Regions from separate parts of the Mus musculus genome. Here region 2 is linked to region 1. The links are chromatin loops, found by intact Hi-C in ENCODE. Cell type or tissue: gastrocnemius. All regions are shown on one strand. Each heading gives the region's core, and the rest is flanking DNA. Links, peaks and the distances in the headings are about the cores only.

Region 1 (11,693 bases), core at 5,501-8,000:
AGCAGACTAAATTCCTAAGTTCCTTGGAGTCCCGGGACCAAGATGGCGACCGCTGCTGCTGTGGCTTAGGCAGCCTCCCCAGCCGGGTGGGCACCTGTCCTCCGGTCCGGAAGGTGGCCGGCTGTCCCCGGCCCACACAGGGTGCTGCCTCAGCGCCTCTGTGCTTCTGCCTGTTCCAGAAGCTGTCAGGTTCTCTGGCGCACCCTCTCACCTGTTCAGACTAATTTCCTAAGTTCGGCGGGTCTCGGACCAAGATGGCGACCGCTGCTGCTGTGCATAAGGGAAGATTTTATAACATAAACTCTAGAGTTTACACACAAATGGGAAAGTAAAAAGAATGGAAATTAATATTTTTAATTCCATTACTATTAGAACAATGATTTTCTGTGATATAGAAATAAAATATATCTGAAATATGATTTTGCTCTTACAGGTGTTAATGGATAATGTGATATATAGATAAAATGGCATGAAGCAGGAAAATCAGTGAAAAGTCACAGCCAAAGATGGCCACCCTTGAATTATAAGTACTCAGTAATACAGATCTGGTAGAGACTTGGCTCAAATTTCTATGACTCAAAACCTCTCTGTAGCTGCCAAGATAGTCATTCCCAGAATAAAAAGTCAAAAGAAAAACCATAGTTTTCTGGGTATGTTGGATGTAAAGAAGAAAATGGTTATGGTCTGAGAAGACACCTTTTAGGAAAGCATCATCAGCACAGAGGTTCAAGGTCAGTAAAGTGACCTCAGTAATGTTTTCTCTGTGGTTAACATTTTTTTTTCTGATTTACTGTATTAACTTCTAAAGATCTGTTTACTGCGGATTTTTGAGGGTCAACAAAGATGCTTCAAAACAAAACAAAATGAAAAAAAAATGGTCATAAAGAATTCTTGTGAACGTCTTGCAATTCACATCAGGAAGGCAGAAGAATTCCACTACGTTTTTCCAGCAGTTCAAATTGATGTCACTGAGATATTTGCTATTCCCTCATAAACATTGAGAAAGAGTATGGCTGGCCTGTCCTTGTGGAAGAGACAAAGGATCAAAAGAAAAGAATACAGAAAGGAAGAGCCAACCACTGAAATTCAGGTAGTCTGTAGGGGAAGAGAAGACCTACCTTCCTTCCTTCCTTCCTTCCCTCCCTCCCTCCTTCCCTCCCTCCCTCCCTCCCTCCCTCCCTCCCTCCCTCCCTCCCTCCCTTTCTTTCTCTTTTTAGATTTAATTTTATTTATATGAGTACACTGTAGCTGTCTTCAGACACACCAGAAGAGGGCATCAGATTCCATTAAGATGGTCATGAGCCAGCACATGTGGTTGCTGAAAGTTGAACTCAGGACCTTTGGAAGAGCAGTCAGAGCTCTTAACCACTAAGCCTTCTCTAGAGCATGAGCCCTAGAGGCCCAGGAGGTGAACTGAGATGTTGAGGCTGTAGTGTTCGCCTGATAGGTTTTACAGTGGAGGCTGTTTTGGGAATCTATTGTTCTCTTACATACAGTGTTGCTTATGTAAAATAAAGAAAAAACAGCCCAACTGTGTTCTAGATATTATAAAATTCTACATATAAGCTTCTAAAGTTTCATCCTTTGTAAATGAAAAGAGATTACATTAGAATATAAACAACAATCAATATCTAAAAGTTAAGAAGTTATCTCACAAAGCAAATGTCCTTACATTTAATATTGAATAATTTTTATTTCCCTAGGGTTTTGGAGACCCTCCCTAGGCAGCACATCTTCTAGACAGGTGAACAATAAGGCTTACAACGCAGATCTATTAGGTAAAGGCCAACTTTGATAGGTAGTAACCACAAATTATGTTTGATGTTCAAGATTTTAATGTCATCTTGTAAAAATTAATTACAACTTTTAAAATGTCAACAGGGTTTTGGCAGGACCTTGCAACAACAACATGACAGCCTTTATTAAGAATTTGGGGAATTATATTAAACAAGTTTTTAAAATATGCTAGTACCGTGAACAGTGTAGATTTAAAAAAAAATGTGTAGACTTATTGTTTAAAAAGCACTTAAAAAGTTAGGTACTTTGATATAATTCAGCACACACATTGATAGTTCTCTTTCTAAAGGTGATATGCTTTTATTTTGCATAGTCTCTTAAGTCTGAATAGGTTTAAACATGTAAATCCCCTATACAGTTTTGAAATTTATGTAATTTTATGCTGAAATAAGAAACTGTGAACAAAACTCTCACAAATGATAAAAACAAAAGCAAATTTGTAGAAGTATAATCAAATTAGACAACCAATAACTATTTGTGGACACTTCGAAAAAAACAAGTTGGAGAAAGTATTCTATGAGAATTATGAAACAAAATGTTGAAGGTTTAATGAGGTAAACTAATTCATCTCAGGAAAATAAAGAAGTCTCCTTTGAGTGTCATAGTCCGAGCTCGGTTCATACTGAACCCAAAATGCTAGGAAGATTAAGGGAGTCTGTGTGAGCAGCGAGAAGTGTGTAGAAGACGGAGGTTAGCCTTTGAAAGAAGATCTCTGTGACCTGTGTAAACTGGAGCCCCGCAAACACTTCCAACAAGCATGGGGTCAGAAGAGGGTCATGGCTCCGGGCCCTCTGAACCTCTGCTGGCTCAGGGGAGTGTGCTCACCGCGTTAATCTCTCGTCCTTCAGCTCCAAGTCTGCCACCGTGATGAGCTGATCCAGCTTGAATTTAGTGTCAATAATCTCTGCGTCCCGAGGAGAGTACGTACCACCTTCCTTCTGCTTCTGTCTGATTCTGAAACCAGAGAGCCGCACAGTGAGTGCAGGCACTACCGTGAAAGCGCCTGGTAGATGGGGTTGGCATCTTTTCTTTTGTTAAAGTAAAGCCATTCAGACAAATATTTCTTTCCTTGGATGTGACCTGCCCCTACTCCCTTTAGCTGCTTCCTCATTTAATCACAAAAAGGAAAAAGGAAATGGAAATAGCTGAGGAAAATGAATATCGGTGTTCGAAATCAATGCGTCATTGTTTCTTATAATGGAAAACTTTACGTGTAACAAATATGGAAATTGGTTTTTTAAATTATCTTATTTAATTTTTATGGATATAGGAGGAATAAAATACTATCTCTAATTTATGATCAGAAAAGTCAGGGTTCGGTTCAAAATTGGTTAATTCAATCCTGAAAACCTAACAATTTTTTTATTAATTATTAAGACAGCTCCTTTTATAGTTCTGGCTGGTCTGGAACTCTCTAGTTAAACCTGGCTGACTTTGAACTCATAGAAACTCTCTTGTCTCTGCCTCCAGAATAATGGGATTAAAGGAATGAGCTATTAAACCTGGCCCCAATGAGTTTTTTTATTTAAGGCCCCTATCTACTCACTTCTCCAAGGTGTAGTATAACATATAGCAAGGCACTATTTTGGCTCTGCATCAATCATTAATACTTTACATGTGTTATCTATGATAAACATCGATGTCTAGCATGATTTTGAGAACATAAAATGTGACGCCGTCCTCCAAAATACTACACAGTTGAGTATGTCCAAAATGCATATAAAACACAGAAAAGTATTGAAGCTAAACTCAGGAGGCAGTCCTTGATTCCTTGGTGAAGCATTTTAAGGGATTACAGTTATTAGCATTCAGAGGGCAAGCCCACTTTGACTTAGGTGCTCTGCAGCCAGATGGGGAGAGAGCACATATAGACAGACTGATTCAAAGCAAGGTGTCAGAAATCATAAGGCTTGATATTCACCTGAGAACAGATCCCCTTTGGCTGGATAAAGATACTGACTGGGAGGCAGTGCTGAACAAGGAGAGCCCTTCCATTCCCTACAGGGCTCACCAGAAAACAAATGCCAGAAGTCAAACGTGCACTTAGAGCAAACAATGATTTGAACACTGAACATGCGCACTTCTGATTGCTAAGACCCATATATCATACAATACTCTTTCTGCATTTTCCTGTTGGTAGAGGCCACCGCTTTGCGCTGAGGTCATTCTGATTATTTACCAAAACGCTTACTAAAATGTAAGTTCTTTTTAATTGTCTAGAATAGTGACTTTCTCCAGCTATCTTCTGGCAGAATCTGAAAACAGTATGGGACACAGGGAAGATGTCTTCTAAGAGATACTTTCAGATCATACACTCAAAGGCTGACCTAAGAGACTCAAGATAAAAAGGATGGAGCATGGTGTCTAAACTACAGGGATCGCCTTAGAGCTATTTAGAAAACTAGTAGAAAAAAAATATATATTTATAGTGACTCTGAGTAGGTTTACTTTGTTGTCTCTAAATTTGTCCTCTGTGATAACTGAATGGTCCCTAATTTCATTTCTTCTTTGTCACCCACTGGAATGCTAGGCTTTGTCCATAGGAGCACTATAGTAGAGTGACATCAGGGAGTTGCTGTCTTTCTGGGCTCTGGTAGTGTTTTGTTTAAATCTATCTATCTATCTATCTATCTATCTATCTATCTATCTATCTATCTATCTATCTATCTATCTATCTACCTATCTATCTATCTATCTATCTATCTATCTATCTATCTATCTATCTATCTATCTATCTATCTATCTATCTACTTACCTACCTACCTAGACAGGGTCTCATGTTATAACCCTGTCTGACCTAGAATTCACTATGTAGATCAGGTAGGCCTTGAACTCATGGAGATCCACCCGCTTCTCCCTCCAGATTAAAGGAGTGCATCCACATATCTGACTGGTACTGACACTCTAATATTACATGTGGGTCCTCCAGCAACACACCTAAGGAGTTCTTATTGCCTCTCTGCCCATTTCCTTAGCCAAAAATTACACAAAATCCCAATCTTCCCAAACCATTCTGTATAAATGAGATGTATCTACAAGCAAATGTAACCTCCTACCCTCCAATAAGGATGGGTGACTTCTGCAAACAGTGGCTTTCTCTCTGTCATGCCTCGCTTGACAGTGAGAGGTTGTATGTGCCTGTAATAGCCATTCCATGACTATGTTGGGAGATTTCCTTGGCTCTTAGCTCTCTTACTGTCTCCTCTTTCTAATCTAATGATACTGGTTACTTGGATGCATCCTTGGCTCTGATCCCTTTAAGTTCTCCTTTATTCCTGTTCTCCTCAGCATTTATATCAAAACTTTTCCTATCAAAATATCAGGATTGACTTCTTTAAGGCTAGATCAGTTCAATTCCGAATGTATGTATACTGTGAAACATCAGAGTATGTATTCTAGATAGGTTGGAGTATTCCACAAATTGAAGAAAAACAAAACAAAAGCATTTCCCACTGTTGTAACTGTGTTGCTGTTTCTTGATTGGTCTATGAGAGATGTAAAGCACCCAGAGCATTCTGGGACATCTCTTACCTTGCAAATGCAAAAATAGCTGTTCCAAGGAGGATGATTGAGAGGATACACAAAGTGACTGACAGTATGATCTCCACGGTTCTTTCTGAAAGTCCTTCACCTGAGAATGAGTGAAACATGATCACTAACAGGGCCCTGGGGTTCCATCTTGCATCTCAAACCACAGACACTATGTCTTGGCATATCACCTAAGAGACCCAGCATAACAAATTAAATTTGCCTCCTTCTCCTGTTCCCACTCCTCCTCCTCTTCCTCCTTCCTTTCCTCTTCCTTTTAGTTTGGGTGTTCGGTCCTTACGTTTTCCCCATATAAACTTTATTCCCCTCTGAGCTCATTCAGCCTTGTCCTTTAAGTTTCCACTTATATGATAAATGACTTATTTTATATGATAAATGATTTTATATGATAAATAACTTATTTTATTTTTACTAGTAAACTTCAGTCTTCTCTGTGTAATTACCTGCCAGATATTTTTTTACTTGGAATTATGGGTATAATTTAAAATGTGTATGTCCAAAATGTGATATTTTCTATTTTCTACTGATTCCTACTCTCAGTTGAGGAAAACTCCATTACTCTAGTTGTGCTGGTCAAACAGAAACCTTAGAGTCACATTTTGAATCTCTCTTTGCTAGGTTACTGCCCATTGGTACTAGCCTTAATATATTATGCATAAATATATATTATGTATATACAGATGATCTTTACTAAGTGAAACCACAATCTCTTATAGATGCAAGAATTTCAATGTGAGAAAAGAACAAAATGTTTAAAGAACAAACTAAGTTCCAAGTATAGTTGGAATGGAATGACAGCCTTATATGAGTGCTAGGCACTTAGCTCTTCTCCTCTACAGTGTAGCAAGGCACTTTTTAAGCCACTAAACCTTTTCTATGGCCCCTGATCATCTCATATCTTGCAAGGGATTGCTCAACCATCTCTGAATGAATTATTGTAAAATAAATGCATTTGTCTCTTTAACTCATATAGAAAAGTTCACACTCATAGACGTTATTTGGGGAAAATTTTAACTCATGTGACTATAAATAGTCTCAGTTCTATGTCTGAAATATAGGCAAAGATTAAAGCTTTATCTTTTTCTGCTAGATTGTTGATTATACAATGTTATCAGGTTTCTGCAGCTATTGATTTTCATGGTCTAGCTGAGTGAATACTGAGTTTTAAATAGTCATCAGAGTTTCACAGTCTTTAGTATACCCAGCTTCATTTAAAGGATGCTAGAAGACCAAGTATCCCATTGGATACTAAGTACACCTTCTTATTTCCTAAAATATCAGTGTTTTGGTTTATAATTTTAAGATGATACATGTAATATTCTTGCCAAAGGAAGACAGAAGAGGAATCTTGTTGATCAGGTGATAGTGAGACACAGCCTTAGAACTCAGTTTTCCTAGACCACAAAGTGAAATTTCAGACTAGATTACCATTTCAAAGCACTGACCCAAGTGAGGAAATGACATATAATATATTAATAAACAACATGTCATCCTGTGAGTGCATGTATTGCAAAAGTGCCCTCAGGAGGGGACACAGTGTACCATGATAGTCGGGTATGCTTTCTGAATCACTTCTGTTCATGAGTGAGGTCATTTCTCCAAACTCTGTCATACAAAGTGACATTCTTTTACATGACTTCCCTCATGATACTCACAGGCCACTTCTTCACTAGACTTACTGTCTGCTAATTACAGTATCTTGTTTGTCTGGTATATTCCAGTACTGTAATTTAGAAAAGTACAATAAAAAGCACTCATTTTTCCCAACTATTACCTTCTGACTGGAATTATTCTGTCTAAGCTCCTAGAGCTAATATATGTCCTTTGTTTCTTATTAAACTACTAGTCTTTTGGGATATTAAAAAACAGTATGAGGAGTTAACTGAAAGTTAACTTTATTACATTATTATTTTTAAAGTGCCTTGGTGTGTATGTGTATGTGAGTATGTGTATGTGTGTGTGTATATGTGTGTGTGTGTGTGTGTGTGTGTGTGTGTGTGTGTGTGTACACACGAGTATGTGAAGGCAAGCTAGTGGAAGTAGAACAACTTCTGGGATTTGGCCCTTTCCTTTGAGTATGAGTTGTGAATCACATTCAGGCAGCCAGGCTGGGACAGTAAGCTATTACACTCAGACTTATTTTGCCAACATTAATTTAAATGTACATACAGTGGCATTATTATAAAGCTCAAAATAGGTACTGCCCTAATGGTCAGCCATTTCATTTAAAAATAAGCATGTCTTGAAATGATCTACAAGACCATTTCCCTCCAGGAGATAAACAGTGCTTACTAGACTATGAGAAAGGGATGGGGGAGGATTTATTCATTGTTAAAATAATTAAAAGCCAGTGTCAAAACATACCTCCACAACATGTTTATTAATGAGATGGTGACCTTAAAACTCAAGACAAGATGGTAAGAAGAGAGAAAAGCTAGAAATAACTTTAAACATTCAGAAGAGAAGGTGGCCCAGGGCCACAAGTAGAGGCATCCAACCACATTGAAATTGGAGGCAGCTTCAGGACATAGTGATGTTTTCCAATAGTGTAGGACAGTGGTTAACAGGACACCGCCCAGAGTCATGCTGCCTGGATCTGAAAGCTGATCCTGCCATGTCTTCACTGCGTAAAACCCACTGCACTAGGTTTCTCACTGATGAGTTAGTATTACCTGTAGGAATGCAAGCTATGAAATGGACACAGGGCTTCATTTCTAAAGCTACCTCCCAGTTTTGAATTTGTGTGGCAGTGACAGGTGTCTTTGTTAGTAATCATTTCATATTCGTACACTCGTTTCCTAATCCGAACTAATCTCCCAGTTGATTTATGAAGTACGTTTTAGCACTGTCACTGTAGAAATAGGATTTTTAGAAATTAAATACGCTGGGCATTTTCACAGCTATCGAGGTTATCTAAATTCAGCACATACTAAAAGCATCTGAAATATTTCAGTCTGACGGTACAGTTTGTGGGGTTCACCCCATATTAATACTGTCTTACTAACTAGATAAACGTCCCCTTTACTTCACCACTATCTTGGAAGAATGTGATAAGTCATAGTAACACATATTCTCTCTCCCTCTCCTTCTCCCTCCTCCTCTCCCCTTTCCTGTCCCTGTCCTTCTCCCTGTCCCTGGTCCCTCCCTCCTCTCTCTTTCACACACACACACACACACACACACACATACACACACACACACACACACACCTACATCCATCACTTCCCTTTTCTCTTTCTCAGCCTGATTACAATGGGGACATTCTTTCCATAGTAATTAAATGAGAAGTGTTACAACAAAAATAAAACCATCAGAGATTGCCTTTGCTGTGCAGTTTGGCATCTCATCTTACACTGCTTTAACAAGGCCTCTGAAAGGTAACTGCTTTAACAAGGCCTCTGAAAGGTACAGACAGGGACGTCTGGTTTTCAAGTTACAGAAACCTTCTGCAATTAAACCTCCCCCCCAAAATACAGTCTACAAGCAGTGTCCACGAACTCGTGTGTCTTAGGAAGGCTTAAAAGGCCTGAAAGCTCATGCCCCCCATGAGAATGGGGGTGGTGGTGCTAATGTTCAATCTAAAGTAAAAACAAAAATCAAATAACTGTAATTAAAGTGACATACGTCGTTTCCCATTTACCAGTGCAGGCCATAAAGATCCTCTTCAAGGTCAGCTTTTCACTAAATTATAACCACTTCTAGTTAGTTGGTACAAGATGCACTTTATCTTGCTCCTTTAAATCCTATATGCTAACCCATGAAGGGTCCAACTGCTACCAGCATGAACTGCCAAAGCACCATGATTGGATAAACTGGATGGGACTATGCCCTCATTCCACTGAAGCCCAGGATTGCATTCACGCATATGCCTTCGGCAGGCTTGTCAACAGTGTTGAGTTCCACTAGTGTGCTGCGATGATGTCATCTGTCCTGATGCATGGCATCACTGAGACAAAAAATGACTCAGTCTCCCTTTGTCATTATCTGGTTACACAAAGGCATTATTGCGAGTACATGTCTCTTCGTTTGCCCCAAGTTGCACAGTGATGAGTTCCATCTGTGGGCCTCTTCTCATTACTGAAACAATCAATATTATTTCTTTTTTGAGTCCTTCTACTTTATCATCTTTGCCATGCTCTTTTGCCAAGAGTACTTTATTTCATTCCATGGCCTCTACTAATATCTTCTCTTTCATCTGTCCCTATTTTAATAGATACTTAAACATTATGGGGCAAACGCCAATTATAAAACCACTGCGCATCAGGAGGAAGCCCCTAAAAGGTTAGTCTAAGAGAGAGTCCCCAAAGGCTGTCTTTACATCACTGATATAGGAATATCACATTGCACTTTGAGAATTTAGTTAATAGGACCATGGAAGCCTCTTCGTTTATTAGCAGCCCATTGGTTCTCTGTTTGCTTTGTTCAGCCTATGTCCGGCTGGCCCCTTCTTCTGTGGCCTTTATGGCAGCCTGACCTTCTTTCATTCCACACCATTCACATGCCACAGGCCTCCTCCATCTACAGAGCATGTAGCCGTTAGTGTCTGGAGGATTTGGTGGTAGCTGTCATGTCTCCAGTAGACAAAAAAATCAGTATGGGTTTCTGAAAGTGGTGCTTACAGCTCCCTCGCTTGGTTGTAAATAGAGGGAATTAAAAGAAAGCCATTGTTGAAAAGTACCTTGAAACTGTGTTCTAGATGATGCTCGCTCTGGAAAAGTGTGAGTAGCCACGTTCTCAGACTATGTGGCTCCTGGTTTCTGACTATCTCCCTTCTTAGGGCAGTTCTCATCTTGTCACTCTGATGTCCTAACTTTCCCTCTCACTCAAATGATTGAGCCTGGTCTTCAATTGATAATCTACACAAACCCATCTGTCTAGTAACAGGCTAGGTACATGACACCCAGACAGCAACCATTTCTCCTCCCCGCTCTTCTCTATAAAATATTATCTCCTGAAGGTACTTGAGTTCTTTCTGTCTTTTATCTTCCATTAGGAAATATACCAGAACAAGCACTACTTAACGGCAGGAATTGCTGACAAATTCTGATCATCTTGCTGACAACAGAACACATATTTTGCTATCAGCAGTTAAATGAGGAAATATTTCACAATTACAAAACCACAAGTCAAATCAGCCTGTCTCAAAATTACATTTATTGGGTACAATTAGCCAAGACAATTATTTTAGGTCAATGCTTTAACATAAGAGATTTGTTATTCAAACAAACCTGTATGTAACACACCTTTGGACTCTATTCTTAAGTATGTATTTTTTTCCTATGTAGACATGACAGCGGCTGGTTCTTTACCCAGCTAATACCTCCACAGTCTGATGAGACCCTCTGAAAGTGGTGGGAAAATCCACTGCTCTGTCCCTACAGTTCTCACTGAATTATGCTGTAGCTCATGATGTACTGATGGATCACCAAGATCAGTGCCCTACATTAACTTCGTACATGTTCAAGTAATATTCCAGAGATGTACCCACCTTAGTGTTTTGTTAGGTAGCTTAGAAGTTTTGAATCCCTACCACAAATAATTTTTTAAAAAAATCTGTGATTCTTTGAGTGAAACTGTAGGAAGTCAATAAAGTAAAAATCCCTCTAAAGTCTTTGATTATAACCCATCAAAAGAAGCTATTGGGGGCTAGAGACATGATTCGGTGGTGAAGAGCACTTTTTATTGCAGAGAACCCAAGATTGGTTCTGAGTACTCCCATAATGGTCACAATCATCTGTAACTCCAGTTCCATGGAGCCTGATACCCTCTTCTGACCTCTGTGGTCACCAAAGATGCATATGATACACACACACACACACACACACACACACACACACACACACACACCACTCCTACCCATAAAATAAATAAATCTAAAACTTTAAAAGTCATTAAACATTGAACAATATAAGCATTAAAAGTTTGAATCTTTACACATCATTTTATTTAAGGTTTCAAAAAAGCTTTAAAATAATATATTTTTAAGTTTCTAAAAGGAATACATACTTATAGGAATTAAATTATTATTCCTATCACAGAGATAAGATTAAAATCCAGGTCTTAAACCTTCTTTTGTAGCACAGTAGTTATAGAATCGTGGGCTAAAATGTTGGCATCCTAGCTAAACAATGATTTAAACAGTGTGGGTCTGGGTTCCCTCATTTGTAATTTGGAGTAAAAATTATCACTCAACCTAGTGTCTCCCATTCCTGGCATGACTGACATTGTGTCAACATCGTAAGGATGTGACTGAAAAGCTGAAGAGAGTAGAAGAAAAGAAAAGAAAAGAAAAGAAAGGAAAGGAAAGGAAAGGAAAGGAAAGGAAAGGAAAGGAAAGGAAAGGAAAG
Region 2 (11,693 bases), core at 5,678-8,177, 74 kb before region 1:
AGGGATCACTTAAAGGGGTTGGGGTTGGCTTCTTGAAATTGATCACACTTTAACATAATCAGCAGCAGCAGCACGGTAGCAAGACATTAAAGTTCCGTATTTCCGTCTAACACCAAAGGGAACCTAGCTTCTGGATTCTTAACGCACGGATCTCCGGTGCTTGCTTCTCATTTTCATGAACTTTACCAAAAGATTGAGTCAGTTTGTGTACTGGTAACAGTTGGTAAAATAGTGAGGTGGCATTTTCATGGATGGCATGAACCTAGAGAGCTTGGTGTTTCAAAACCTGTTTGACAAAGACCAAAGAAGTAAAGTTCTGATGAGAGAGATGGTCATCTCATGGGGATGACAGTAGCTGAGCTTCCTTTCTGAGGTCTGGCTCTGTCAGAGGGTCACACGTTTCTTCTGCTGCCCTGAAAAGGAAGTGGACCAGGTGACCTTCCCCCGCATCCTTCCCCTCCGAGCTTCCATCCTTCCCAGCACACGTGTCTGTTGCCTCTTCCTCTGCATCAGACCTAGGCTAATACCTGCACTGGGAGATTCCCACGCCTGAGGAGGACGGTCACCGGCAGCGGTCCAGTTTCTCACAGAAAGCTCCCCGTCCAGCTTGGGGTTTCTTTTCTCCAGAGTCTGCTGCTCCGCCCTACCGTGTCTACAGACTAAACAGCCAGCCAAGGCTTCTCGGGGTCGCTAATTTTCTGCTTTTCAGGCCAGCTAACACCGTTACAGATGGGTCCCAGCTGCCAGCTAAGAGAGATCCTGGGCTAGTGTAAAATTTCCAACTCCTCTTAAAAGAGTGGCTTCACACACTTTGGTGACAAAAGCCTTTCAGAAATGCCATTTGCAGACAGGTCTTTGAAACTTTTGTCAACTGAAGACAAAGGGGAAAACTGCCATTCATTCATATATATATATATATATATATATATATATATATATATATATATATATATATTCAGCCTATTCCTCAGCTTTTATGATTTCTTCTCCACTGTTGATCCGCTTTCAGATCACGTGAGAGGGGAGATGTTATTCATATCCAAGAAACACCATTACTTACGGTCAACACAAATTCTCTGAGAGCTTTAAACCTCTTTTTTGTAGCCCCGTTGTAAAAATGGACTGTTCACACTTGGGAGTGTCATCCAATTAAGTAAGTGTTGTGGATTCAAAGTGACCCTTTGTATGTGTGTGTATATGTGTGTGTGTGTGTGTGTGTGTGTGTGTGTGTGTGTGTATGTGTGTGTGTGTATGTGTTACACTGCCTTTTAGTGGTGATGATGATGATGGTGATGACGACGACGATGACTCAGAGTGACTTTTCTAAAGCAGCCAAGTCTGACAGATCTGGTATCTATCGGGGCCAGATACATTATAACTGTCTGTGAAGGCAAGGACTTTAAGGAAGGGACCAGAAGGTGCCAATCACTGCACTTGCTAGCTGTGTCTGTCTCTGTTCCCTCTACCCTGTCCTGTAATCTTGAAGACAGATTTCTTCTGTAAATCAGGTCTGGTGGGTCTCACACTGAGGGGCTATTTAATCAATTGGCCAATGAAAAATCCAACTGTACCCCTATTGGGACCGGATTAAAAATGTCTGCCTTTGAAATGAATACAATATTGGGACAACACTAGATTTAAACACACACACACACACACACACACACACACACACACACACACACACACACGCGTACTCCTGAAGACAAGGCTCCCGTGGATGCATCTGATTGAGCAAATAGCACACATGGAACCTCTGTGACGCTGTTTTGGAGAGGTAGATATTCTCAGCCTCAGATTCACAGCAAAATTCATAGAGAGGATATGGTCAGCAACTTCTCTACATAAAACCATAGTCTTCCTCTTGCTCCTTCTCTCTTTGTTTCTCCTCTCCTTCCTTCTCCACCTCTCCATCCCTTTCTTTTTTCCCCCTTCCCTTCCTCCTTCCCATCTTTCCTCTTCACCTTCCTTACCTCTGTCTCATATTTGGGGTAACTAAAACAGACCAGTGATGGAGATGCAAACGTGGTCCTTAAGGTGGAAGTGGAAGCAGTTCCATGCTGCCGAGTGACCTTCCGACTGTTTCCCAGTCAGCCTCTTACTGTTGTGTGTACCTAATAGCTACTGCCTCGAATCTGCCCTGCACGGTTGATTTATTGTTCCTCACCATCTTCACAGAGTAACTTGGTACTTGAAAGGATTCCATTTTGTTTGTTTGTTTGTTTGTTTGTTTTAGGTAAACTTTAACGCTAGGGCTGAGTAATTTACCCTTGTCCACACAGGATTTGAAGTAATCTCCCTGTTTTTAGAAATGGCTCGGAGCCCCTGGAAGTGATCCTGCTTGCTTCATACTCAGTGTTCAGGGGTGGGATGAGGGCTTCCTTGACTCACCAAACAGAAAAGCTTACAAACTGGTGTCTTTTCTCTGGGCTCTTGCACTGGGAAGCTGCTGTCACTCAGGGGGCCCCTTGTCAGTAGCAGGAGTGCTCAGAGGTTAGGGCTGTCTTTGGTAAGGTGATCTCAAAACAAATTTACCAGAGAGCAGCAGGCTGAGTGGAACTAAAGACGCAGGGAAAACACAAGCGCGGGCCGCTTAATGAGCACGGCTGAAGGGGTCCGTGTGGAGGGCCCTTTGGGACGCAAGTGCTGAAAATCGGGTCTCAGACCACAAGAATAAAAAATGAGACAAGTTTTAAGCCATTGCCACAGCTAAAAAAACGAGAGGGGTGGGGGGGGGGTAAAAAACCTGAGGTAGACTGGAAAAAGGGAAGTAAACTGGCTCTTGAGATGAGAAAGGCTCACACGCATATTCGCATATTCGAATACACAGTGGAATCCTTTCTCTTCACTTCTGCCCCTACCTGCAGAACTCTGCTTCTCTGTGTTGTAGAGGATATCCCAATGTGCTAAACAATTTTAAATTGTTATCAGCTCTGGAAGCTGGGCACACCTATGTAAACACATTAGTACCTGCCAGAGCAGTGAGAAGAATTTGTGGACCAGACAGCTGAGGAAGACATTGGCCTCCTCTAGAATCCGAAGACTCCCAAGAGAGATCAAAGGACTATGTAAGGACATTTAGCAGCCTGGAGAGGAGGAGAGAAGTAGCCTGTGTCTTCCACCCTACCTTTGTAGGGACCTCTCATCCTACAGAATGACTCAGAGTTAGGTTTGCAAAACACTTTCTTTCTGCAGACAGAACCCACCAGGACCAAGGATCATCTTTGAAAGTATTTCATTAGTGTGTGGAAGTAACTGGTGGCTTCTGTGGACAGAAATATCATGGTGTAAGTGTTTACTCATGATCAGACAATGAAATTAATATAATGTTTAAAATTAAGTGCTTTTGGAATCTCTATGTGGTGATATGAGAACCAAATGAAAAAAAGCAGTTAAATGTTTCCAAAGGAAGAATATAAATGGTAGAGGGATGTCTTTATAATTTTAAAAGTGACTGTGTGACTGTCATCTTCCTGATTTTTCCTGCCCTCCTAAGAGTTGTTAAGAGTCCCTGAATTTCTGTCCTACTCTCTCTCTCTCTCTCTCTCTCTCTCTCTCTCTCTCTCTCTCTCTCTCTCTCTCTCTCTTAAAATGTTGCTCTTAAAAAGTTGACAGAGAATTGAGATCACTTGATAAAAGCAAATTTTCCCAATGTCTGTGGTCCTGCTATGGTGATGAAAGTTAGCTTTAGAAGGCTTATTGATATTTGATATCTATGAATTATTTCAGTAATAGCATAGCAGAAAACCACTCATTATTTAATATGTGACATTATATGAATCTCTAAAAGGAGATCTAAGTTCAATCCCAAAGTCCTTATCTTTAATAAGTTATTATATCTTAATTTTCTGCTTCCATAGTCTTGTTTATTTTGGCTTTGACCTTGGTTAAAGATTATCATCATTAATATCAAACAAAAACAGTTCAAATCACAAACACACCAAGGATTTCATTGGAAATCCTAACATGTCAGCTATATCACCAAAGGTCATATGAACTCTTTGGAAAATATTTTCTCTATTTAATGAAGAGTCTTTCATAGGCAACCTCACTCCAAACAATTTCTCAAGTTACCCAGCTAAGAAGATTTGATTTGCAAAGACTGAATAAAATCCATCAACAAGGAAAGACCAGGAGTTGACAAAAGCATTCTGATACAAAGTAGTTCAACTATAAGTCTTCTTATAAATAATCTAAGATGAATATATTTACTTGATGAGTTGTGACATATCAATTGCACACAGAATCTGGTCTTTAAAAATAACGGTACAGAAGTACATTTTAGGGCAAATCCTTTGGATGACAAAATATTCAGAGATATAGAATGTGTACGGTTAGTAAAGATGGAGACCACCCAGACTGAGTTACGTATATTTTGGTTGGGTAATTTGACTAGGGAATGCTCTGGCATTTCGTTTTCAAAGTCAGGCTGTAATCTGGAGTTTACTAGTTCACTGCACTTGGAGAAAGAGGTTTGCAGGAACGATTGTCCATGAGAGCCAAATAATTCTATGGACCATAGATGTTTGTATCTTTCTGGATGCATAGTAAGTAGCTGAGGGTATAGTTGACTTATGGCCAAGTAAAAAAGTGTAGTTCTCACTGGTTATAGTTGGATTGCATTAATACAAGACTAAGAATGGCTTATCCTCTTGCTCAGTATGATTACTGTTCCTGGCTGGAGTCAGCAAGGACAAGAAGCTACAGTTTGGGGTGACATGCCTGTTGATGGTCAATTGGGATTTGCTAATAATATAAAATAAAAAGAATTGATCTTAGTGTCAGTTTGTGTCTTCATGGGCTATCTGTGAATTGTCACAGGCCCTTGAGAAAGGGCCTCACTCCCGTTGTCTTATAAACAAGAAATCAGGACTCACCGGGAGAGGGATTGGCTCAGGCTGTATAGTCTAGATTTAGTTAGGTAAAGAGGCCTCACAGAGACTCAGGCAGTTTCCTAGGCCACACAGCCACCTGTGTCTCTCAAACATTTTAAAAAGGAATTATATGTTAATACCTGTATTCTTAACCAAACACTCTGACCTTTTCATATGATCAGAAAATAAGTTAGTTACAGGTAAGGCAGTCACAATCACAGTACAGCAACTCTAAAATTCTCCAAGACCCACCCAACCCACCCTTTCTACCGTCCACCGCCACTCCCACTGACAATTCATGCTCAGAAAGTTTTAGGTATTGGTTGGATTTCTGGATTAGAGAGATTGAACCTCAACATTTACACAAATATCCCAAACTCGGGAAAACCTTGGATTTGGAAATATTTCCAACACCTATACATTTTGGATAAGGGATTCTCAACATGTCCTAGCTCCAAGAAAAGTTTTTAAAGGGTGGCAAAATAGAGCTGCCTGTCTGCAGAGTGCAGTGTCTGTGGTGCTCTCTGGAACTTGTGCGTTACTCAACACAGGGAGGGTTAGGACATGGATCCCGGCTGGCAAATGTTTGGTTCCCTTTGACTTTTACATGAGAGCTACAGAGAGACAGTGGAGTTCTTTCTGGGGTGGTAAGCGAGAGTACTGGTCACAGAAAGGTAGATGGAAGGCAGGGGTTAGCAGACCTGGCGTGCTTTGCTCTGCTTTCTTCCCCACTGTGTTTCTTGGTGGTCGTTTTTTCCCCCTGAGGTTACAGGAAAAACAGAAGCGGCACACGTTGTAAAATCTTCACCGAGTAGAGCTCCTGGGGCTTCCGGCTCTCTCTGGGGCTTTGCTGTTTGGTCCAGTTAAGAGGTTTCATGTGTGTTGTTGTTGTCTTTTGCTACCAAGCATTTAACCCTTCTATCTATTGAAGCAGTCCCCCCCCCCCCCCCGCACACACACTTTCAAGGATGTTCACTCTTCTCCAAGAGACAGATTGCACTTCCCTTTTATCTTTCTGTTTGGAAAATAAACTCAAACCAAAGAGCACTTGAAGATATTCCAGTCTGCTGGGGGCTAGTCTAGTTCAAGAAAAACGGCTATCAGGTAGGTCCTGGCTACTTTAGATCTACACTAGGAAACAGTCTGGAACACCAAGGAGCGAAAAATAAATAAATGGGGCCAATTAATTGGATATATTTTAGGGAAATGAACAAAGAATTCTTTTGGGGAGATTTGAAAGATTTTCGTATATTTATAATTAAATTTCAGAGGAAGGAAATCCCACCCTGATCACAAACCATAGAACAGTGTGGGGGATAGAAAGAAAGAAAGAAAGAAAGAAAGAAAGAAAGAAAGAAAGAAACAAAGAAAGAAACAAAGAAAGAAACAAAGAAAGAGAGGGGAAAAGCCACAGAAAGGAGAGAAGAGACATTTTCTGGATACTCCCTTCTACTAACGAGAAGTGAGGAGTCTACATGGAATATTAAAGTGCCCAGTTTAATTGTAATTACGGCTCCCAAATTCATTTTCCTCCCTACAAATTAGGCTGAAAGAAGAGGCCCAAATAAGTGGTCACATGTGGTATCTAAGTTAAAATATGGCTATTCGTTTTTGTACACGTCCTTATAGTCTTTACAGTTAAATCAAATTAAGGCCACCTTTGTACATGTAGAAACGTATTAATATTTTAATATTACAATATCAGGATCTTCACACATTTTATATACAATGTTAAATCCACGTTTAAAATATATTCTTTAGGTTTACATAGAAACGAAAGTTCTAAGACTATTTACAAAAAGTACATTATATACTATTAGGATTAAACGTTCTCTCTTTGATTTAGACAGGAATGAACTTCGTTTGCAACTGACAAAAAAGGGTCACGTGATCATAGTAAAAGTTAATATGTTATTAAAACCAACCAAACTAAAAACAAAATCAGGGTTCTAGAGCTAAGCTACTAGCCGTTCCGATATAATAATAAGTATCATAATAAAAGCCCCAAGGCGAAGGACTTTCACTTGAGGTGGTGAGAAGTTTCTTTTTAAATACTAAATCTCTCGCCTTTCATAAAAGCTGGCATCTGTGAGCCCTAATCTAAATGATTAGGTGGAAAGGGGGGTCTTCCTGCTGGGTGAAGAATGTTCCAAATGCTGGCTGAGTTACTTCTCCACCACCTCCTCCACGCTGGGGAGTTTGCGTTCCTCTGAAGAAATACTGTCCACGATGGAAGAAAGGCGCTGAAGACTGCTGGAGGCTGAGGCATCCACGTTTGCTCCTCCTGCGCACAGAGAACAAACACAAACCGCGCCTGTAGCATTCCTCTGTGTGCCCCACAGAAGGCTACCAAGGCCACGCAGGAGGATTGCATCCCTGAGAGAAAAAAAAAAAAAAAAAAGCGCCCGGATTTGGCTGTTGCTAGCTTTGAGCTCTTTGTGCTCAGCCAGAGCACTCCTGTGCTATGCTGTGCTGTGCTGTGCTGTGCTGTGCTGTGCTGTGCTGTGCTGTGCTGTGCTGTGCTGTGCTGTGCTGTGCTGTGCTGTGCTGTGCTGTGCTGTGCTGTGCTGTGCTGAGCCTAGATGCTTCCAGTACAGCCCAGTGCCCTTTCTTTTAAGTTACCTTCCTTAGCAGTTATCACGAGGCCCCTGGAATGATCCGAAACACTTGGCCACTGGGGGCTGCAGGTGCGCAGGAAATCCGCACCCTCAAGCTGGAAGGAAAACCAAAGCAGCAGATTAGAAAAGAAACAAATACGCAGGGGGGAGAGGAGGGGTGGGAGGTGGAGGCTTGGGGGTGTCTCCCCTGCTTTCTTGGGCCAGACTGCATTTCCTGCTTAGGACAGGGGCTCTATCTTCTAGGGTCACTGGAGGTTCATTAGAGAGGCTAGGGGCGGGCAAGAAAGGGGGTAGGCACCAAGCAGGTGGAGGATACAGTCTCAGGAAGACTTTTAATAGGCCTTTTACATTTCCCTGCCCTGGTCGCATATGGGCTTACAATTTCTTGCTTGGGTTTGTAGCTGTAGGGGTCCACGCCCAGCTCCTGCATCTTCTCTTGCTGATCCAGCCGGTGCAGCAGGTCCTGTAGACGCTCAATGTAGCTGATGGCACTCCGCAGAATCTCCACCTTGGGCAGTCTCTGGTTGGGGTTGGCCACAGTCCGACGCTTCAGGGCCTCAAAGGCTTCGTTGATTTTCTTTAGTCTCCTCCTTTCGCGCAGGGTAGCTGCTTTCCGACGATCTGTGGGGGCAGATTTTCTCTTGCAAGTCTTGCAAGCCCAGATCAGACACTGGCCAGGGCAGTGGGGAGGCTGCAGGCCTGGGGGAGCCAGAACGTGTTCCTCTCCACTGCTGTCGCTCCCGGCTTCCTGGGGCATTTGGTCCTGGCAAGGGGATAGGGTACCATCACTCCCTGGATACAAAGGAGAGCCCTCTGCCACTTCTAATGGCTGAAGAGTCACATTTTCTCCATCTAAGTAGAAGAAATAGGAGCCAGTTTCAAAAAGGTCCATCATCATGTTCTCCTCCTTGGCCTCTGACTGATCTGATCTGGGTGATGGACTCAAAAACCCAGAGGAGCCACCCAGATGGCATTTAATTAGTGCGGTGACATAAGTCGACCCAGCTTTATATATAGTAGCTACTGAAACTCAATCCAACTTCTAGCTGTCATGGAGCATCAGTCTCCCAAAGTGATTACAGCGAGCGCTCCCTAGAACATCTAGTTTGAAAGAAAACGGAGAAATATCACCTCTGAGAGTGAATGTGACCGTCCATAAGACAAACAGGTTAAAAACAAAAATACACACAGATAGTCACAGTGCCGAAAGCATTCGGTGCTTCCATTTTGGACAGTTCCGACACTAACCTGCTAACCAGGCAACTTCAAAAACAACTGGGGATTAACACTGCTCTGCTCCCCTCCCTCCAGAGTTCAACTGAATTCTAAGTATAGACTCATGATGAGAGATTTCATAGGCAATAGCCATTGCTCCAAAATAGCCTCATTAATATTTCCAGTGAGGTTCGGCTCCTTACTCTGTTCTGCCTGTCAAAAAGATGCTATCCCTGTGATTAAAACCATTACCAGTCCTTCAAAGGTTACATATGACTTTCAGGCCTCAGCTTCAATAGAAGCAGGTAAATAATCTCTTTCCTCTCTTTTACTACATCTGTAAGATGAGGTGGGAGTTGGGGAGTGGGTGAAGGGTGCTCACATCCCATGCTATTGTATGAAGTGACTCAGGATTCTTTCACAGTGACCTTCCTTGGCTACCTGTTATTTTAGATAGTGCAATTAAAATATGAATTCTGCTTCCTTTTCCAGTTGGAGCAATAGCATATAAAGGGAGGACTGAGACACAGAAGGAAAATAAACATGGAATAAAACCCTAAAATAGTTGCGGTTAAAAACAAGAAACACAGCAGTTGATTGATAGTTCAAATGTATCTTGAAATAACAAAAGGTTCTGTACCAAGTTTTATTCACATTCTCGCTATCCATTGACTCCACCAAAGTTGGTTGCTTAGGATTCAGATGAGAAAGTAAGAAGATAAGGCACATGTGATGAAACAAATGTTTTTTTATTGTATAGTGCCCATAGTCCAACACATTAGCATGTCGTTCCTAATGCAAAAAATGAAGTATAGAGAGCTCTCAGATTTCAAAGAACTCTCTTTCAGTCCTAGCTGTGTTGACTTCTATTTCTGTGTCTATAGATAAGTACTCTTTGAAATACTTCAAGATGATAGTGGTTGTCTTACAGAGTTTGGGTAAGCGTTCAATAAAATATTATCGCACATGACTCATGTGCATGTAGCCATGCAGTAAACATTAGTTCACTAATGTTTAACATAAACCATAATATAACATAAAAATGTTGGGACTAAGCATTTCAAGGCAAATAAACTACAGCTGGTGTTGCCCCCTCTCTCTGGCTATTCTCTCCTCCCCTAAATGTTTGTTCCTCTTTCTTTGATTTTCAATCCTTCTTGAGAATTCTGGAGAGAGTACTTCCACTACCAGTAAGCAGCTTTGGAGATAAAAGTCTCACTTTTTAGTAGATACCCCAAAAAGTGAATGGAAAGTATAAGAACTTATTCTACCTCAAGCATTGGTTGGGTTGTGTTCCCTCTGGCTTCCTTTTTGAAAAACTAAACTAAATTATTAAAACAGTAAAATCCGTGCAAAAATCACTTTCATATCATTTAGGAATAAGTTAAAATTTTAACCCAAGACACTTTATTTAGTTCTTCTCAACCTCCATTGAGAGCTCATCTTTGAGTGTTAACTATAAGCTGTTTGGGCCAGTTTTGTGTATTTGTTCTTGTGTAGCTGTGAGTTCCTTATCAAGACAGAGAGTCATCATTACACTCTGGGGTGGTAGAAAGCACTAGAAAGAGGAAGAAGAATGCAATACTTATTATGTTATTTCCTCTAGCTGCCTGGTCACCAAGATTAAGGCTGTAGACTGAATGCTTCGGCAACTCAGAGTCCAATCTAGCTTTTCTTATAGAGCATGAACTTCTGTTATTAGCTACATGTTATGCTGTCTCATACATAGAAAACAATTTGAAAAGTTAACCTTTGAAGAAAGGAATCATATAGCATTGTTACTCAAATAATTAAAATGGTCTCCTGCTCTGTCTTCTCATAATTCTGATAATTTTATCTCTTCTTAGGGGATTTATATCCAGAATAATTAATTAGTTTGACAAAGGGATGGAAGCAGAAGAAAGAAGGCAAAAAGGGGGGGGGGGCTGGAATTGGAGTGTGTTGGGGGGGTGGCGGGAGGGTAAAGGGAGGGGAACCTGAAAGACATTTGTCCATACATAACATCTAAATTTCTCATAGCCTCTCCTTAGGTTTGTATAAGGGCAGAAAAAAAATGGCTGTATTTTTGGTTTGTTATAAAAAAATTACAACTTTAAAAATTGTGAAATCACTTTTAAAATGCAGCAATATTGAGTAGGATAAGTGAAAAGCTTGACCAGCAGGCACTGAATTAAAAGTGTCCTGAGCCCTCTTCTCATAACTCTAATAATTTTATGTCTTCTTGTGCAATTTAAATCCAGAAAGTTAATTACTTTGACAAAGGGACAAGAAGGCCTGGTATGCAACCGCATTAACTGGGGACCATAGAAAACAATGAGTCTAGAAGGGTCTAGAGAGCCAGGTAGAAGGGTCTAGAGACAGGTCAGAGGGGAAACTGCCCCTTGTGTGAAATGAAGACTTGAGTTCTATGTAAAATGCTGAGCAGGGTGGTACATTCCTGTAGGTAAACCTGGCACTGAAGAAGATGGAGACAAGAGGTTCTGTGAGGATTGGTGACCCGCCAGTGGAAGCAGGAAAAGGGAAGACATCAGTGGTCTCTAGTATCAAGAGTGGGGTTTTGTCTCACAAAACAAACAAACAAAGGAGGGGAATGAAGAAATAAAGTATCAGAAGTTGGCTTTATCCTACATATACATGCACCCAAATGCACACAGTAGAAGACATTAAGAGTTTTCAACATGAAGAAATGTTGAATGTTTAGGAGGCCAGTTTAAACTTTATTAGAATATTATAGAATGTAGATTTAGACCAAAATACATCACATCACACATTTGCTCTCAAAATAAAAATATAGCATGGCATATAAAGTACCAGGAATTACAGGAATTAGTAGAAAAACAGGACGAAAACTAGATAGAGTCCCAGGTAAGGAATTTCAAAGCTTGGTCTGCAGAAGGCCTCACCGAGGTAAAGGCATTTATAGAATCCGCTACCTCTAAGATGTGTGAACTGGATGTTTCACAAGCCTCCAAAAGACTGAGGAAGC

What was found. Peaks named below come from ENCODE experiments on the same cell type or tissue, not always from the same donor. Only the 100,000 strongest peaks of a DNase experiment are listed, where the experiment ranks them.
Region 2: it touches region 1 in a loop (6-fold over the local background); 2 of 42 quality-filtered maps call a loop at or near these places.

The regions. Positions count from the first base shown.
Region 1 is chr10:107,560,513-107,572,205 of GRCm38, forward strand. It overlaps Ptprq (protein tyrosine phosphatase, receptor type, Q), which reads right to left. Exons shown (of 45, transcript NM_001370987.1): 34 at 5,329-5,428; 35 at 2,623-2,751. The region is part of intron 1 of Gm36177 (a long non-coding RNA gene); the gene reads left to right. Among named protein-coding and RNA genes, the nearest start is that of Gm36177, 71 kb to the left of the region's middle. In gastrocnemius, for the core only: no CTCF peak of the experiment used is centred there; no DNase peak of the experiment used is centred there; H3K4me3 peaks cover 39 bases; H3K27ac peaks cover 1,827 bases.
Region 2 is chr10:107,486,315-107,498,007 of GRCm38, forward strand. It overlaps Myf6 (myogenic factor 6), which reads right to left and starts at 8,409. Exons shown (of 3, transcript NM_008657.3): 1 at 7,872-8,409; 2 at 7,497-7,587; 3 at 6,534-7,158. The coding sequence starts at 8,390. The coding sequence ends at 7,040. Gm36177 (a long non-coding RNA gene) reads left to right here and starts at 8,954. Exons shown (of 6, transcript XR_872011.1): 1 at 8,954-9,012. It also overlaps a transcript of Myf5 not described here. In gastrocnemius, for the core only: no CTCF peak of the experiment used is centred there; DNase peaks (open chromatin) are centred at 7,141, 7,647 and 8,064; H3K4me3 peaks cover 2,500 bases; H3K27ac peaks cover 2,500 bases.